2 separate regions of the Homo sapiens genome follow, and region 1 is linked to region 2. Evidence: read pairs that join two places in POLR2A ChIA-PET (ENCODE). Cell type or tissue: A673. All regions are shown on one strand. Links, peaks and the distances in the headings refer to the core of each region. The heading gives the core; the rest is flanking DNA. Region 1 has its middle 53 kb from the start of HDAC4-AS1. Region 2 has its middle 66 kb from the start of LINC02991.

What was found. Peaks named below come from ENCODE experiments on the same cell type or tissue, not always from the same donor. Only the 100,000 strongest peaks of a DNase experiment are listed, where the experiment ranks them.
Region 1: POLR2A ChIA-PET joins it to region 2 with 6 read pairs; 2 of 35 experiments call an interaction of 5 or more read pairs at or near these places.

What each region holds. Positions count from the first base shown.
Region 1 is chr2:239,452,639-239,457,023 of GRCh38, reverse strand. No RefSeq gene overlaps it. Among named protein-coding and RNA genes, the nearest start is that of HDAC4-AS1, 53 kb to the right of the region's middle. In A673, for the core only: no CTCF peak of the experiment used is centred there; no DNase peak of the experiment used is centred there; H3K27me3 peaks cover 387 bases.
Region 2 is chr2:239,642,397-239,646,781 of GRCh38, reverse strand. No RefSeq gene overlaps it. Among named protein-coding and RNA genes, the nearest start is that of LINC02991, 66 kb to the right of the region's middle. RefSeq lists enhancers at 1,466-1,991, 1,992-2,519. In A673, for the core only: no CTCF peak of the experiment used is centred there; a DNase peak (open chromatin) is centred at 2,501.

The sequences.
Region 1 (4,385 bases), core at 126-4,125, 190 kb after region 2:
GGATGGCCCCAGCTGGGAGGGATGGCACAGTCTGAGCTGACCGACCCCTGCAGGACTCCCCCACTGTCTTCATGTGAAATTTTCTCTCTGTTATTTTTCCCCTGTGTCCCATTATGAATTGCCTCCGTGGCAGTAGCAGCTAGGATTGGAAACCAGCCTGTGTGGGTTTTGCCTGTTTTTAAGTACATTTCGCTCCTCTGTGCACCCCTGCAGGTGAGAGACAGGTAAACAGAGGCTCCAGGGAGGGACCCAGGTCTTCAGGGTGGTTTTCCAGTCCCTTTCTTTGCTCACAGAATCAAATGAGTGTCTGCATTCCATTTCTCAGCTCTTGTTCAGTGACCAAAGGGTTATTTGTTTGTTCTTTGTTTTTCTGATCAAAAAAGGCGAGATTGTGCCACTATTCTCCAGCCTAGGAGACAGAGCGAGACTCCATCTCAAAAAAAAAAAAAAAGCTATACCAGGTCTCAAACGTCTTGTGCCATGTTTACTTGCATGTTATAAACCCCACTGAAATAACCAAATAAAAAGGCAAACCAAAGCATAATGTACAGCAACACCTGGAAACAAAGAAGAGTTTGCGATGAGCCAATTTTTGACTTTGAGAAAAGTCTAGGCTGTATGATGCAGTTGGGACTGGCTGGGCACACGACTGTCAGGGTATCTGCCCCAGGGTTCCACACCAACACAGGGTACATGCTGGGCTTCTCAACACAGGCCTGGAAACCTCTTGCCCTGGAGCAGAACAGCCTGGGAGTAGGATCCAGGGTGGGCTGGGAACAGTCTGAGAGGCTTACATCGAAAAGACTTTGTGAACTGCGCCAGGTGCAGGAAAATAGCTGTTGGTGTCTTCTGCTTCCCCAGGCAAAGCCCCCAATGAGTGAAAACATGAGAGAGGGGCCGGACAGAGAAGGCAGCAGCCCCCTCTATAAGAGGCCACTGGAGCCAGTGCAGATGAAACGAGATGGCCGTCCCAGCGCCCCAGCTTCCATGGCCATGCCTCCCTTACGTGCCTCTGCCAAGCATCTCAGCTGAGACACAGAAGCTCCTGAGATGGCAGCAGCTGTGGAAGAGGCAGGGAAGGGTCACTGGGAGGCATCACGGGACGTGGAGACCCAATAGAGACCTGTGTCCAGAGCAAGCCAGACCCATCAAGACACCAGCTCCTGGATTCATTTGAAAAGGACAGTGCAGTGAGGAAAGTGAGACCTTTGCCACTAGGGGCTTCCACGAGACCCCAGCTTGTTCATGGACTGTTATTCCTGGCCATGCGCATACAGGGAGGTCTCCAGCAAGCCCACCCACCTGCTCCCTGCACCTAGGACACCACCCAGCCATACAGCTCATTGTGCTTGGAGGCTTGAGAGGAAGAGCGGCTGGATGGGGGAAACACACTGGACCCTACACGGCTATCACAGGGGCACATGACCCAGCATCAGAAGCATGAGGGGAGGCAGCATGTTGGAGAGCTGCAACAGGAAGAACTCCACGGAGACTAATATAATGCGCGATGCGGGGAAGAAGCACTGAGGAAGCCAAACTCACGCTCAGCAAGAATAGACTAATGCTTCCGAAAGCAGGGTGGACTGGACACTCTGAAGGGCTCCCCATTTGCCTACAAGAAGCTAGACCCTGACCAGGCTTGATCTGCAGTGTTACTGGGCTCAAAGAAAATCAAGGAAGTTGCCCAGGAGCACACTGACCAATGACACTGAACTGAGACTTAAAGACAATGCCTAGAGAAGGTGTGCAAGCTAAATCACGCGGGATGACAGTGGTCCCAGTCATCAGGGTCTCTTGGCTTGTTACAGAAGCAAACACAAATCCTCTCTAGTGGAAAACGTCCTCAGTTTAGGCTCCACAAATTAAGACCAACCAAATATGAGCTCACATTCAAAGATCAACAAGTAAAAAGAGAACAGACCATCGGAGATTAGGGCAATAGAAACAAACAGCAGATTTAGACTTCCAAAAGCCTCTAATATTAGAATGATCAAGGACAGAGCATATAAAACCAATGTAGTAAATATTTAAAGAAATGCAACATAGAATCATAAACATGAACAGGCAACCTGAGACCATCAAAAACGACTAGACAGATGTGGAAAAAATAACCAGAACTTTAGAAGTAAAAAAAAAAAATCGTTAAAAATAAAATGCATGGAACAAGTTACAGAACATATTAGATGTGGGTAAGAGAATTTTTGATTAGGATACAGAAACCGGAGCCCAGGGCCCATTGAGAGCAGGGGCACCATTAAGCACCTCCCTCATCCTTTAAGACAGAAACCAAAAATGTGTCTGAAGGAGAAACTGAATTGGAAGTGAAAGATCCCATGAACAGACTGTAATTGGTTTTGAGTCATCTGGTAGCACAGAAAAATCTTGGGTCTGAAATACTGAGTTAAAGTGATCCTCCATTGCTAATGTCTTCAAGCACCTGAGAGACACAAATAAAAATATTTTCTGAATAAAGATAACATCATCCTAGTCCTCTAATTACTTCTACAACAACTTTTCAAACATAGTGTCCAGCACAAAATCAAAAATGAACAAGGCATAGGAAATAAAACAACATAAGCAAAACTCAGCAGATATATTACATAATAGAAAAAGATAAGCATGTGCTTCAAATACTGAAATGAAAAGATATAGGCTTTAAAATAATTATGCTCAAGGATGATAAAGACAATATTGAAAAACTTGGCAGACAACTGGAAAACATTTTAAAGACCTCAATTTTAAAAAATAATGAAAAATAGAATAACTAAATTTTAAAGAAAACCTAAATGGGTGACTTTAACAGCAGTTTAAAAAAACAAAGCTGAAGAGAGAATTAATAAACTAGAAGATAGACAAGAAGAAAATATTCAAAATGAGACATGAAGTACAGAGGAAGAAAAATAAAGGTATGAAAATATGGATAATTGAGTGAGAACATTTAACATACATTAAGCATTGGAAAAAGAGGAGAAAAAGAGTGAAACAGAAGCAATATTTGAAAACATAATGACTGAGAATTTTCCATACCTGGTGAAAGAAATCAATTTACAGATGAGTCATAAAGTTTAGTGAGCACCAAGCCAGATAAATAAAAAGTAAATCACGCCTAGACACATTATAATAAAAATGCAGAAAAATAGAAACAAGGAAAACAATTTTAAAAGCAATTAGAGGGGGAGAAAAAAATTTACAAAAGAGCAAATATCAGATGGACTTCTCAACAGAAACAGTGCAAGTTATAAGAGAAAGGATTTGCATCTTTGAAATACTAAAATAATAATGACTACAAATCTACAATTGTATTGCCAGTGAATATTTTCTTTTAAGGATGAAGACAGAATACTACCAGGTACTCAGACAAAACCTGAGAGGTTCATCACCAGCAGTTTATTAAAGAAAATTCACTGTTGTCTTCAAGAAGAAGGAAAACTATCTCAGAGACAGTATGATTTCATTGGGAGATGAAGGCAGGAATAAACAGCAACAAAGTGAATGAGTATATAGATGAATCAAATTGAATATTGATTTTAAAAGTGATATAAAGGGCTGGACGCTGTGGCTCATGCCTGTAATCCCAGCACTTTTGGAAGCCGAGGTGGGCAGATCACGAGGTCAGGAGTTCGAGACCAGCCTGCCCAATATGATGAAACCCCTTCTCTACTAAAAACTACAAAAATTATCCAAGAGTGGTGGTGCGTGCCTGTAGTCCCAGCTACTTGGGGGGCTGAGGCAGGAGAATCACTTGAACCTGGTAGGCAGAGGTTGCAGTGAGCTGAGACAGATCCACTGCACTCCAGCCTGGGAGACAGTGCGAGACTCCATTTCAAAAAAAAAAAAAAAAGATAATAAAGGGTCGGGCGCAGTGGCTCATGCCTGTAATCCCAGCACTTTGGGAGGCCAAGGCAGGCAGATCACAAGGTCAGGAGATTGAGACCAGCCTTGCCAACATGGTGAAACCCCGTCTCTACTAAAAATACAAAAATTAGCTGGGCATGGTGGTGCACGCCTGTAATCCCAGCTACTCAGGAGGCTGAGGCAGGAGAATCACTTGAGCCTGGGAATCGGAGTTGCAGTGAGCCAAGATCACGCCACTGCACTCCAGCCTGGTGACAGAGTAAGACTCCATCTCAAAATAAATAAATAAATTAATTAAAATAATAAAGATATAATGGTACTTTAAGTAGAGAGAGAATTAAAGCATGGGAATCAGAGCATGTAAGTTGCGGGGAGGAATAAGTAAAAGGGAAGAAGACAAAGGCCAGCCCCAGCCATAGAGAGAGGTATGATTGGACTCCTATCCTTCATGTCCCCACAGTTTGGACCACAAAAGACTAAAGCTCTGGGTAAGGAAAAACCAGAAGGGACTAGCAGAAAAATTGCCCTGG
Region 2 (4,385 bases), core at 289-4,288:
CTAGTTGTCACGGGGCAGGAACTGCTGTTCCCACCACAGTGGAGAGTAGGAATGGAGTTTATACTTCTCATCTCACAGAGTAAAAGGAACCCACTCATCATTTCTACCGTAGAGTATAGACTCTGGCTTTCATCTTCCCAAGGTGGAGTCGAAGAAACTAGGTTTATCCTTCTGACTATGGAGTAACCGGGATGGGGTTTCTCCTCTCTCCTGAAATAACTGTAAGCCTGGACAAAATATGTGAAACGATGGTTTTGAAGACAGTGGACAGTAGATGAGGAAGGACAGTGATCGCTGCGGGCTGGGAAGCAAACAAGGTGTCCCCGGGGCTGCCCCCAGATCAGCTCTGGAAAATGTCCAGCCGCACAGCCCGGGAGCTGGAGATGGATTCTGGAGAGGCCAAAGGGGCCGGCGTGAGCGAGCAGAGCCCTCAGAGGAGCACAGTGTACAGAGAGAACATTCTGGAGAACGTGCAGAGGCTCCCCTTAGGTTTGGAGCTGAGAGCCCATCAGAGCATGTGTGTGAGGAAATCCCTGAGAACTGGAAAAGGCAACGTCCAGGCACACAGGGGAGGCGCAGCTCCTACTCCCGCCGGCTGAGTGGATGCCACCCTCGTGGGCACTGGGTAAGCACTCAGAAGGGCTTTTTTGCCCCAGGAAGGGGCAAGAGTAGCCCTAGATTCGATTCTGCTCAGGTCCCAACTAGCAAAGAAACAAAAGGACTAAACTTTCTTTGCAGTTTAAGCCCTTCCAGAACAGAGCTCAAGAATATTTATAGGAAGACTGAGATGCCCAGCGCCCTGCAAGGTAAAGTCACAAAGTCTGAGCGTATTCCCAACTTCAAACGCTGGCATAGCCCAGACGCCCCTCAGCAGGCGAAAGACCCACACGCTTGATATATCCACAGTGCAACTCTATCGGCCACACGAGGACCACACTATCAATGCATACGAGCTTGTGAACAACTCTCCAAGGCAGGTGTTGGTGAAAGAAACTGGTCACAAAGGCTGCCGATTGTGTGATTCCATGTATGTGCCATTCTCATTTTCAATAATTAAAACTATGGTGGAGGAGAACAGATCGGCGGGGGGCGGGGGGGGGAGGTAGTGTGTGACCATAAAGAAATAGCTGAGGCTGGGCGCGGTGGCTCACTCCTGTAATCCCAGCACTTTGGCAGGCCGAGGTGGGTGGATCATTTGAGGTCATGAGTTCAAAACCAGCCTGGCCAAGATGGTGAAACCCCGTCTCTACTAAAAATACAAAAAATTAGCTGGGCATCGTGGCGGGTGCCTGTTATCCCAGCTACTCGGGAGGCTGAGGCAGCAGAATCGCTTGAACCTGGGAGGTGGAGCTTGCGGTGAGCCGAGATCGCACCACTGCACTCCAGCCTGGGCGACAGAGCGAGATTTCACCCAAAAAAAAAAAGAAGAAGAAGAAAGAAAAAGAAAAAAAGAAAAGAAATAACACAAAGGATTTGGGGGCAGGTGGAGCCCTGGACCTGTTGTGGTGATTGTAACTGATCATGTGTTTACATGCATGGAACTGCAAGCTAAAATGAAAAAATCTATATGACTATATGATGACTTTAAAAATTAAAAAAAGGAAAAAGTGTTCATACTGCGTTTCTTGTTACAGACATTTCTAGAAAATGAAAACTGATCTGTGATGTGAGAGGCAGATCAGCCATTGCCTGTGGATGGGGCACTGGAGGAGGAGGGCAGCCAGAGGCAGGACAGGTGGGTCCCCAAGGGGCACCAGGGAGAGTGGGGCGGCAGGACAGGAAGAGTGCTTGTGGTCATAACTGGATGGACGGCTTCACCTGTGTGTATCTACGCAGACGTCAAACGTCCCAAACTGTGGTCATAACTGGATGGACGGCTTCACCTGTGTGTATCTACGCAGACGTCAAACGTCCCAAACTGTGGTCATAACTGGATGGACGGCTTCACCTGTGTGTATCTACGCAGACGTCAAACGTCCCAAACTGTGGTCATAACTGGATGGACGGCTTCACCTGTGCGTATCTACGCAGACGTCAAACGTCCCAAACTGTGGTCATAACTGGATGGACGGCTTCACCTGTGTGTATCTACGCAGACGTCAAACGTCCCAAACTGTGGTCATAACTGGATGGACGGCTTCACCTGTGTGTATCTACGCAGACGTCAAACGTCCCAAACTGTGGTCATAACTGGATGGACGGCTTCACCTGTGTGTATCTACGCAGACGTCAAACGTCCCAAACTGTGGTCATAACTGGATGGACGGCTGCACCTGTGTGTATCTACGCAGACGTCAAACGTCCCAAACTGTGGTCATAACTGGATGGACGGCTTCACCTGTGTGTATCTACGCAGACGTCAAACGTCCCAAACTGTGCACTTTAAATGTGTGCACTTGTCAACTACACTTCAATAGAGCTGTTACATTTTTCTTGACTCTCAGATGCTCCAATACAGGGCAAAGCTACAGTGCTTGAAAACGTTGGACAGCTCCCTGGGGACAGCAGCCACAGCTCCTGCTCTCCACGCCACCCTCAGTCCAAGTGCAGGGCACGTTGGGGCGTGAGCACAGGATGTGTGGCTGTGCACAAGTATGTACACATGCACACACAGTCACACACACTGCACCACCCCACACACACAACCACACCACACACGATCACACACAACACATACACACGACACACAATCGCACACACCACACAAACCCCACACATACACACAATATACAACCACACACATGCACACACAGTCACACACACAATCATACACACTCAACACACCCCACACACCACATACACAACCACACACACCACACAATCACACCACACACAATCACACACCACATTCATACAAACACACGACACACAATCGCACACACCACACAAACCCCACACACCCCACACATACACACCATATACAACCACACACATGCACACACAGTCACACACACAATCATACACACTCAAAACACCCCACACACCACTTACACAACCACACACACCACACAATCACACCACACACAATCACACACCACACTCATACAAACACACGACACCCAATCGCACACACCACACAAACCCCACACACCCCACAGATACACACTATACACAACCACACACATGCACACAGTCACACACAGAATCATACACACTCAACACACCCCACACACCACACACACAACCACACACACCACACAATCATACCACACACAATCACACACCACACTCATAAAAACACACGACACACAATCGCACACACCACACAAACCCCATACATGCCACACATACACACCACACACAATCACACACATGCACACACAATCACACACCACACACACACACCACACACCACACATTCTCACAGTGAGCAGACATCTTACCCCAGCTACACTTTACACACCCTACAGAAAACTCTCTCACCCCACACTGCACATCCCCTCACACTGACCACACAAACCTACAGAGCCCACGTCCCCCACACCCAACATACACCCTACACACACCCTCCCATGCACCTGCACAATCCCCACAGTGGAGGAGACCTTTTCCAACCACCCTGACAACTCCCCCTTCTCACACCCATGCTGTCCCCCTTATCTCCGTCCACGATTGCCCAATGGCCTGGCTCTGCCCTCAAATGCCATGGCTTCCATTTCCCTTGGAACAAAGTCCACAAACACCCCACACAGCCCACACATACACACCACACACACAATCACACACACTCCACACACCCCACACACCACATACACAGAATCACACACATCACACACAATCACACACACCACACTCATACAAACACATGGCAGTCACACACCATACAAGACCCACATACCCCACACATATACACCATAATCACACACACCCCACACACCACACACACACATGCACAGACATGATACACACAATCACACACACCTCACACATACACATCACACACAATCACACACACCACACACATACACATCACACAATCACACCACACACACCTCACACACCACACACAATAACACACACTACACATACACACACCACAATCACATATACTACAAACACCTCACACACCCCACACATACACATATACCACAAACACCTCACACACCGCACACATACACATACCACAATCACACCACACACACCACATGCATGCACAAACATGACACACAATCACACAGACCTAACACACCACACACATACACATCGCACACAATTACACACACCTCACATGTACACACGACACACACACTCCCACACCCCCACACATACACACCACACACACACACCACACACCACACATTCTCACAGTGAGCAGACATCTTACCCCAGCTACACTTTACACACCCTACAGAAAACTCTCTCACCCCACACTGCACATCCCCTCA